Regions from separate parts of the Mus musculus genome. Here region 2 is linked to region 1. The links are chromatin loops, found by intact Hi-C in ENCODE. Cell type or tissue: left cerebral cortex. All regions are shown on one strand. Links, peaks and the distances in the headings refer to the core of each region. The heading gives the core; the rest is flanking DNA.

Region 1 (5,385 bases), core at 118-5,117:
TCTAACTTTAGCAGCAGTATGGTTTGCATTGGTTACTAGGAATTTTACTGAGGTTGCATTTTGTCACTCTCTTCAATCCTGTAAGATACATGATGTAGATGTCTTACCTATATTTTTTAATGAAGACACTAGAGCTCAGTCAAGAGACTCCTCTCAAGCTGCCTAGTTAGGTTATAGAGCAAAGGCTTGAACTCAGCTCTTCTAATTTCAGACTTTCCCCATGCATCTTTGGTCCTGGAAAAAGGTAGGAATGGTGTGTTCCTATAATGGGACTCACCTGGACACTTGTGCCAAAAGAGATGTAAGATATAAGCCACTGGCATCATCCCCATCCATCAAGGGCCTCGTGTCCACATCATGTGTGACAACTACATGCGAAATTGAGTTCTTTCTCTGGCACAGATTTTGGCTGTCAACTTAGCCACACACATTTAAAGACCCCTAGGACAATGCAGCCAATGACACATTTCTATATATCTGCATTATAAATACTCCTAGGCATCAAAAGTGCAAACCTGATCAGTGATTTCTAGGAAAATTAAAAGCCTTTTTGCCAATGAATGTTTTATAAATTAAAGGGGAACAGATCAAGAAATACAAACCTTATCATTAATAGTGAAAAATCATGGCTACACAATATTTGTACTTAAAAAAGAATTCATGAGTGTAAATACTTAAACTACATTAGATCCTGTTTGTATTTGGTATGCTCTTCTAAGTTCCATAGGAGCATCTTCTATTTAACCAATTGCTTTGTCCCTCATGTCTTCTCAGCAGTAATTAGGTTACCAGGTATTTGAGCTTCATTTCGGTTGCTGTGATCAAGTTATCTTGACAAAGAACAGCTTAGGCTAAAAATGGTTTATTTCAGCTCATGGTTCCAGGTTACAGTCCATTGTTGCTAGGAAGTCAAGGCAGCTGGTCACATCCACAGTCTACACAGAAAGAGAGTAAATGTTTGCACGTTTACTTATGCAGCCCCTTCTCTACACATATACAGTCCAGGACCCAAGCTCTGAGAACAGCCCTTCCTACCATGGGCAGTTCTTCTCATGTCAGTTAAAGCAATGAAGATAGTCTGCCACTGACATATCCACTGGCAAATTTGATCTAGACAATTCCTCATCAAAACTCTCATCTCAAATAATTAAAACCAAAATAAAAGCCATAACAAAAAATACTCTTATAAGGGAATTCCATATTGTAAGAAATTGGCAATCAAAACTAGCTGTCACACCAATTGAATATTCAAGTTAATAAACCAACATGTAATTTCAAAATATATTAAACTAAAAATGTATATAATCTATGTATAACACCATATTTTAATTTCACATACTCCTCTTAATTTTCCCAGTCTGAAAACCAATATTGGTTCAGACTAAGACATTCTAACAAGAAGTAACAAAAATATCAAAGCTGCTACATTAATATTTAACATGACATTGAATACTTTTACTCAATTTTGAAAAGTAATATATTAAAAAAAAATCAATGAACTCAGGTTCTAAATCTCCAAATGTAGATGAAAGAGAGAGACAGAGAGGTCTATCTAGAGTAAAGCCTCTACACACTGTCCACACCCTATTTCCTATTCTTTCCTGTGAAATTAAGACTATTTCCAGGAACTGTAGGTTCGATGGAGATCTCCCTGATAGGTTTCACAACCTACACAGTTCTCTAGTTCACAGCATTAAATTCTAAAGTAGGAAAAGGAACATGAAAGAAGAATGTTTCTTTCCTTTGGCACATACTCAGGCAGCAGGAGAAGAGATTTCAAAAATTAGTCTGCTAGCTGCATTGAAAGCCATAGTGGAGTTCTGTAAGGCCCTAAGTAAAGGACAGAAGCCAGGAGAACAACAAAAAACAAGTCAAGGAGCCCAGATTAGCAAGACCTCCATATAGTAACTGGTAAACTCTGTCAAAGTAAGGATAATCACAAGGTCATAGAACCTTGTATCTGGAAAAGACCACAGGTCCTGCCCCATGAAATAACACCACGCTCTCCATAGCACATTTGTTTATGAATGGACTCACCCAGAGCAAGGACTATTGCTCTAGATGTGACTGAGAAAGGACGATTCACTGCCTGGGACTTGATGCCACAGTTATCAGACTCCCTCTTCAGATCCTACTTCTACATACTTCCCAAAACTTACATTTCAAACACAGATGTAATATAGAGCAAGGGTTTTTTTTTTCCTAGTAATGGCAAAATTACTTTAAAAAATAACTTTAAAGTGTACAAGCCATATGGCTTTATATAATCAAAACTATTCAATTCTGCCATTTTTGCACAAAGCTGCCAGAGACAAAAAATGAACAAAATGGGTATGGTGATATTCTAGTAAGGCATTCTTTGTAGGGCTAGCAAGATGGCCCAGTTGTTTGCCAACAAGCTGATGATGAGTTCCAGTCCCAGGACCCACACAGCAAAAAGAAAGCCTCGAGCCCTGCAAGTTGTCCTCTGACTTTCCTGTGCATACCATGGCACACACAGAGCTTCACACATACAAAAAATAAGTGCAATTATTAAAGCCATTTTTTAAATTTTTATTAAAGCCATTTTTAAGAAATTTTTTATAAAATCGCACAGCAGATCTGATCTGGCATATGAACATCAATTGTTTCGCCCAGGTCTAGAGATACAGTGTTGTACTTTCTCAAGCCTTTGAGTCATTATCTTCAGTTCCATCATTCAGGCTATGGGGTGGGTGGGCAGAAGGGGATAGTTTTCACACATGTTACAGTCATATAAAAGAAAACACTCCCCAATTAATATAATCAATCATTGAACTTACATAGTTGCACACACACCTCAGAGAGAGAAGGAGTGGAGACAGGTTATGGGTAAACATTTTGCCTATCAGCTACTTTCTTTCCACATTTAATGATCAAGATCAGTTATTAGCATTTCTTATTAGTATTTGGGCCACTCCTTAACTACCTATAAATCTCTGCTGCTCTCTGGTGGCAACATGAAGCTGGTTGAAGATACTCCTGATATGTTCAGTGCAGAGGAATTCAATATCTGAATTTCCAAATTCTTTGGGACAGGCAAGAACTAAGAGTGAGTGGGAATGGTTTCAAATTTAATAGACAGAATCATAAGAACCAACTCCCTAAAATGTTTCTAGAAATGGCTTCCCACTATGCTAACATCCTCCTTTCTCTTCCTATCACACACAAGCATTTGTTTTTCTGACATTTGAAGGCACTATGATTTCTGCACACACCATAAAGCCAGAGCACTATAATTGATGAACAATGGCTCAGACGAGGCTTCATTTCTTCCAGAACTCTGGCACAAAAAGGTGAATCAGAGAGTAGACAGAGATTAAGTGTCCACCTAGCAGTAGGCTGACGTCCAAGGAATTTTTGATGCAAATTACAATTCCAAGTGGTGCACGCGAACTGAGCATCAGCAGACATTGTCTCCTCAGCAGTGAGGAAAGCTTCCTCTTCCTAATGCTTCAGTCACATCAGGTTCAGAGAGCTTCCATTTTGGTTTTTCTCATCAGTGAAATCCATCCTTCAGGGAAGGACTGGCATTTCAAACAGGAGTCAATGTCAGACCACGGTTTTCTTATTAGTAGGCTTGTTAGTTGACCTTGATGTACAGCAAACAATGTGGTGAGAGATTCCAGAAACCAGAGAAAAGGAAGAGAAGGAACTAGGGAATAGCATGAGCCCTCAGCCCTGGGACCTCGTGACTGTGATTTATTCCTTCCAGCTCCTCCCATAGAGGCCAGCTCAGTGTGAGAACTCAGCAGGAGCTCACTGTTAAGACTGAGAAATCATGTACATTAAACATTCGTGCTCTCGAGAGATTTGTAAACTATACAGCACTCTAGAATCAGCCATTTGTTCATACGGGAAGCAGTGAGGAGGTCAATTTCGAATCAAAAGATAATGGATGGGAATAGCATGTTGAATATGGAAAAAGGTCTTCCCAAACTGGAAATTCCATATCCCTTTCTCGGTGATCACAGAATCACAGACCTTGCAGGTTGAAAGAGATTGTAGGTTTCTCCTATCCGAGCATTCATTAATTCAAAATTCTTCAACATCTGCTCAAATGATAATCATCAACCTCTCTGGTCAAGCAAGGCCAGAGTCAAGAAGTTCAGTGTCTGAGAAGACATTTGTATTTTTAAGGAGGGGGGAAGGAAGATGGTGCATGAAATACATGTGCAAAAGCAAGAGGAGAATGGGGTTGTCCTGTGGGTAGCCACTGAGCTGCCCGTCGCTATGAGCTTTTGAACTACATTTAGTTCTCATTGAGGTGGATTGTCACTTTGAAGACAATAAAATGATAATTACATGACAAAAATCTTAATATATCCACTGAACTAAATAAAAATGTAATTAGAATTGATAATACCTGTTTCCTTTCATTTTTTATTGTGATTGCTTCAGTATATAAAAATACTTATCAGCCCAACATTGTGTAGAAAACCTGTATTCCTAGCACTTCAGAGTAGATCATGAATTTAAGATCAGGCTGACTGGTAAGTTCTGGACCAGTCTTGGACATACAACAAGATCCTGCCTCAAAATCAAAATAAAACAAACAAACAAAATAAAAAAAAAAAAACCCAACTCTGTGTGTGTGTGTGTGTGTGTGTGTGTGTGTGTGTGTGTGTGTGTGTGTGTAAGTTATCTTCCTAAAGAACAGCTTTAGTCTAGGAAAACATGTTTTTTCTTTTCCTCCATTTACCAAATCAAATTCAATGTCTTTAGAAGAAACTGACTTAGGAAGTCTGGTTCACCTTTGGGATGGAAACCAAAATTATTTCTAACTTGAATACCGTCTCTGCTTTCATGATGCTCGTGTCTGTGCCGCTGTTCCTGGCTCTGAAACAAAACTAATATTTTCTTCTCTACCACCACAGAGAGCCACAACCTCATTATGAATTGCTAGGAACAACTCTGTTGTCCTAGAAACAAGAAATACAGAAGGACGGCTTTTTGGGCTTGGAAATGGTCGGCTTGTTTGGATGCTGCCCCCAGACAGAAAGCAATCCCTACAGCTTAAGTTATGTATATCAATGACAAGCAATAATTCTGGAGTTGGAAGCTCCCAGGGACAAGTGTGTTCCTTAGGTGACACAGTGACAATTCCATTCTTTTTTTTTTCCATTTTTTATTAGGTATTTAGCTCATTTACATTTCCAATGCTATACCAAAAGTCCCCCATACCCACCCACCCCCACTCCCCTACCCACCCACTCCCCCTTTTTGGCCCTGGTGTTCCCCTGTACTGGGGCATATAAAGTTTGCAAGTCCAATGGGCCTCTCTTTGCAGTGATGGCCGACTAGGCCATCTTTTCTTTAAAAATCTACCTGAGCCTCACTTGACATTGTATCTGTACTTGAAAAGTT
Region 2 (5,385 bases), core at 216-5,215, 200 kb before region 1:
CCCTGAGATTAGTCATGGTCATGTAACTAACCCTCAGTACTAGGCCATTCACTTAAGGGAAGAGGTCAGGTTAGCATCGAGAACTGTTAGTGTAAGAACGTTTCCTAGCGTTCCCTCCTGCACTGGCCAGAATACACTGACCAGGGGGAGCCTTGGTCCTGGTTATTACAAAGAACAGAAAGCGAGTCATATTAATAAACATGTGATTGAGCAATACATGTGCTTCTGTTGTTTTCAAGCCATCAGGAGTTGAGATAGTTACCAACACATAATCTAAGCAATCTGACAAGTGCAGACTTTGGAAAACACCATGAAGGAAAATGGAGCTGGAAGCTGATTAGGAGGGGTGACTGCGTGCAGACGCACAGCCTCTGCTTGAGAAGGCACAAAGGAAGTTAAGGGGCCAATCATTCAGGTATGTCAAAGAAGAACATTCAAGGTGAAAGGAACATGAGACATGAATTCCAGAGAGAGGAACATGGCTGGAGAAGACATGTGGGAAGGAAGCCATTAGAGGTAAACTGAGACAAATGTATAGACCATTGGGAAGACCTTGACTCTGTGAGCTCAGGAATGTTTAGGTCTCACCAATCATTTGTTTATCAGATTCGCTCTGGGTGCTGCATTGAAGCTACTCTGAAAGGAGCATGTGAGCTGTCACAGCATGAAGGCAATAACATAATAGATGAGTGTCTACTTTGAATAGGAGAGAATATAACTAAGAAAAACATTCCCTTGGAGCTTTAGTAAAGTTTCTTTAATGAATGTGGATGCCCTTGCATCTGGAGCATAGATGTTCAGAATTGAGAGTCCATCTTGGTAGATTTTACCTTTGGTAAGTATGAATTATCAAATTGTCTTTTTGATAACTTTTGGTTGAAAGTTGATTTTATTCAATATTAAGAACGGCTACTCCAGCTTGTTTCTTGGGACCATTTGCTTGGAAAATTGTTTTCTAGCCTTTTACTCTGAGGTAGTATCTGTCTTTGTCCCTTAAGTGGGTTTCCTGTATGCAGCAAAATGCTGGGTCCTGTTTATGTAACCAGTGTTAGTCTATGTCTTTTTATTGGGGAATTAAGTCCATTGATATTAAGAGATATTAAGGAAAAGTAATTGTTGCTTCCTGTTATTTTTGTTGTTAGAGTTGGGATTTTGTTCATGTGGTTGTCTTTTTTTAGGTTTGTTGAAAGATTACTTTCTTGCTTTTTCTAGGGAGTAGTTTCCCCCCCTTGTGCTGGAGATTTTCTTTTATTAGCCACAGAAGAGGAGGAAGAGGTGTCAAGGTCACCAGGAGAACACAGAATCAACTAAGCAGCCCTCGCAAGGACTTACAGGGACTGGAGCTGCAACCACAGAACCTCCATCAGTCTGTACTAGGTATGTACTGAATGTGAGTTGTGGTTGTTTAGCTTGGAGTTATTGTGAAACTCCTAACAGTGGGGGTTTAGGGTATCTCTGATATTTATTTATTTATGCCAGCTTTTGGGACCCTTTTCTTCCTACTGTGTTGCCTTGTCCAGACTTGATATGAGGATTTGTGCCTAGTCTGACTGCATCTTGTTATGCTATGTTCAGCTGATATCCCTGGGAGGCCTACCCTTTTCTGAAGGGAACTGGAGGAGCAGTGGATGTTGGGGAAATGGAAGGTGGAGCATGAAGGAGAAGAATGCAGGTAGGGGGAGGCTGCCATCAGGATGTATTGTAAGAGAAGAATAAGTTTTAAGAAAAAGAAAGAAAGAAAAACATTCCCATGTAAAATCTGAAAAAGAAAACTTCAAAGACTTGTAACTGCACTGAATTTGATGCGTGAGAGAAGAATGGAAAGAGTCTCAGATGTCTTTAGAGGTCTTCAGGTGAGCTAACAGAAAGGTGGCAGAGTATCTAATGGAGTTAGCAAAGACCATAGCAGAAGAAAGGCTAGGGTACAATGTTTTCTGGAACCTCACTTGAGATATGCTGGATCTTAGGTGTCAGAAAACCAAGGAGAGATATTAAATGGGGAGTCGGTTCAATGGATCTGATCCTGGCTGGCGATAGGAAATTTCAGCTTGTTGTATTTAGATTGTTCTAAAATCATGAGACTGGATGAGATCACCAAGAGAATTAGGACACAAGAGAAGAGATCCAATGTCGCCATCCTGAGACGCTCCAGTTTAAGGAACCGGTTAGATGAGAATGAATCAGCAAAGAAGACTGAAGAGCAGCCGGTGAGCACGGAGCAACAGCAGACAAATGTGGAAAAGCCCCGAGATGGGAAGCCACCTGCCAAGGGGAATCATGTGTGGCTCCCATCCTGGGCGAAGGGCTCATAGGTCAGCTCGTGAGACAGTGTTTGTACCAGAGTTCTGAATACATGCTCGCTAGCGTTGGTGGGATTTATCATAGAATTAGTCCTAATTGGAAACACGTGGATTGCACTATAATGATAAATCAACCAAGACAACAGAAAACAAAAGAGAGAGTGGGAGAGGGCAGGGGAACTGGCAGGCACGACAGCCAGGAAAACAAACATGTTCTTCTTAGCCTTGCTTCATTAGGAAGAATGTTCTTTGAGATATATTTAGCCAGAGACACAAGCCATACTCAGAATTTTTAACTACAGTAATTTTACCATTAATAAAGTTCTCTGCATATCCACAGTTCTATACAGGAGTGTGTATGTGTGTGTGTGTGTGTGTGTTCCAAACCTTCTTGAAAACACTTAACTTCTAATTTCCATGTGCTATCTAACAAGCTTAAGAGAACTTCCTTGCCAGATTTATAAGAATGAAAATAAAAAGTGGAAAGATAAGCATAAACACATATCATATTTAAAATTGATAAAAGCCAAGGCTATAGAAAGACCTGAAGTGTAAGAAAAGATAGGAACACACAAGGAAAGATGCTTCTGCTTGTAAAAAGAATTTGGTTAGTTAAAAATTTTAATAAATTCCTAAAGAATCTCCCTCGAGAGCTAGGGACTCATGATTTGGGCCTGACATACACTCTTAGAGGTAAACTGAGACAAATTTATAGACCGTTGGGCAGACCTTGACTCTGTGAGTTCAGGAATGTTTAGGTCCCATCAATCATTTATCAGATTTGCTCTAGGTGCATTGAAGCCATTCTGATAGGTACGCGTGAGCTGCCACAGAGTGGTGGCCATTATGTAATAGATGAGTGTCCACTTAGAACAGGAGAGAGCATGACTGAGAAAATCATTTCCGACAATTCTGTGTAAAATCTGAAGAAGAGTTACAAGTCTTCAAAGACTTGTAACTGCACCAAGTGTGGTTCATGAGAGAGGAGAACTGAGCCTCACAGTTGCCAGGTGTGACAGCATTCCATGAGAGGAAACTGCTAGTGTCAATTCACTGAAGTTCCCTGTCTCAAGAGAATAGGGAGACAGCAATAGGGAAAGGCACTTGACTTCCTCCAGCCTCTGTATGCATGCACATGGGGGCATGGAGACATGACAAACAAGTACACACAAGCATACACACACACACACACAGAGAGAGAGAGAGAGAGAGAGAGAGAGAGAGAGAGAGAGAGGGGGGGGGGGGTTGAAAAGAAAAGACTAGACTAGAAGCAGAGCCCCAATATGGGGTTCACAGTAGTAGTTGAATTCAAGTTCATCGTAGGCTATGTAAGAATTCAAAACCAGGCATGGTAAGTCACAGTAAGGCCCAGTTTGAAAATAAATAACAAATAACACCTCTCCATTCCAGAAATGATGGAGTGAAAGGAAGAAGAGAGGGAGGAAAAAAATTTTGTCATGAGAAGACAGAGAGAGAGAGACAGAGAGAGAGAGAGAGAGAGAGAGAGAGAGAGAGAGAGAGAGGTGCAGCTGTCCTCACTTCCTTTCAATTTCTATCTCGTTCCATCTCTATCTTTCTCTCTTTCAAAGCCCCTACTTAGATCTATATAAAAGCCTTTCTTAATTAACTCTAACCCTGGTTAAATAGAAAAAGAAAAAAAAAAAGAAAAGAAATAGTCTCCAGTAAGTCAGTCTTGACTTTAAAAATAATGTTGAAGGAAATTGAGACTTATAATGCACTGAGTGTAACCATGGAAACAACAAACTACAAACCCGGTTCAACAAACTGCTAACCTAGTGTCTCAATACATCCCACAAACAGCTTAACAAGAGAAAATGTGTGCTGCTTTTCTTGGTCCCTGCGGTCCTATACAAGATGCCGGTTTTGGTTTTCTTTGTTTTTTGTTTTTTGTTTTTTGTTTTTTGTTTTTTGTTTTTTGTTTTTTGTTTTGTTTTGTTTTGTTTTGTTTTTTAATGGGCTAGTGAGATAGCACTTGCCCACAAGCCTTTTAACCTAGGTTGGATTCTGGAATCCAAGTTAAGACAGAAGGAAAACAAACTTCACAAACCTACCTTCTGGCTTTGATATGTACACAGTGGCAGAAGTATCCCCATAAACACACACACATCATCATCACCATCACCATTACCATCATCATAATAAATGTGAGACTACAAAAAAGGAAGATACGACACCAGCAAAGAACAAAACAAGCAATAGAGCCTGACATTGATGTTGCACAGATGTTGGAACTATCACACAAGGAACTTAAAATAATTTTTTACTTGTAATGAATGTAATGAATTGGGGTAGGGTCAGGAACTCAAGGCTGGAACACAGGCAGGGACTGAAGCAGAGAACACTGAGCAATGCTTGTTACTAGCTTGTTCTTCATGACTTGCCCAACCTACTTCTTTTACATTTCAAATGCTAGCCCAAAAGTCCCCTATACCCCCCCTGCCCTGCTCCCCTACCCACTCACTCCCACTTCTTGGCCCTGGCATTCCCCTGTACTGGGGCATTAAAAAGTTTGTAAGACCAAGGGGCCTCTCTTCCCAATGATGGTCGCCTAGGCCATCTTCGGCTACATATACAGCTAGAGACTCGAGCTCTGGGGGTACTGGTTAGTTCATATCTTTGTTCCACCTATAGGGTTGCAGACCCCTTTAGCTCCTTGGGTACTTTCTCTAGCTCCCCCATTGGGGGTCCTGTGTTCCATCCTATAGATGACTGTGAGCATCCACTTCTGTATTTGCCAGGCACTGGCATAGCCTCACAAGAGACAGCTATATCAGGGTCCTATCAGCAAAATCTTGCTGGCATATGCAATAGTGTCTGTGTTTGGTGGCTGATTATGGGATGGACCCCTGGGCGGGGTAGTCTCTGGATGGTCCATCCTTTTGTCACAGCTCCAAACTTTGTCTCTGTAACTCCTTTCATGGGTATTTTATTCCCTATTCTAGGGAGGAATGAAGTATCTACATGTTGGTCTTCCTTCTTCTTGATTTTCTTGTGTTTTGGAAATTGTATCTTGGGTATCTACATATCAGTGAGTGCATATCAAGTAACTTCTTTTGTGATTGTG

Evidence for each region. A loop is a pair of places that touch in the nucleus more often than their neighbours do. Peaks named below come from ENCODE experiments on the same cell type or tissue, not always from the same donor. Only the 100,000 strongest peaks of a DNase experiment are listed, where the experiment ranks them.
Region 2: a loop joins it to region 1, with 2.6 times the contacts of the local background. A loop is called at or near these places in 5 of 42 quality-filtered maps.

Annotation. Positions count from the first base shown.
Region 1 is chr16:56,309,074-56,314,458 of GRCm38, reverse strand. No RefSeq gene overlaps it. Among named protein-coding and RNA genes, the nearest start is that of Impg2, 110 kb to the right of the region's middle. In left cerebral cortex, for the core only: a CTCF peak has its summit at 2,969 (motif pointing left); a DNase peak (open chromatin) is centred at 2,976.
Region 2 is chr16:56,511,561-56,516,945 of GRCm38, reverse strand. All of the region lies in intron 1 of Abi3bp (ABI gene family, member 3 (NESH) binding protein), which reads right to left. Among named protein-coding and RNA genes, the nearest start is that of Abi3bp, 36 kb to the right of the region's middle. In left cerebral cortex, for the core only: no CTCF peak of the experiment used is centred there; a DNase peak (open chromatin) is centred at 2,139.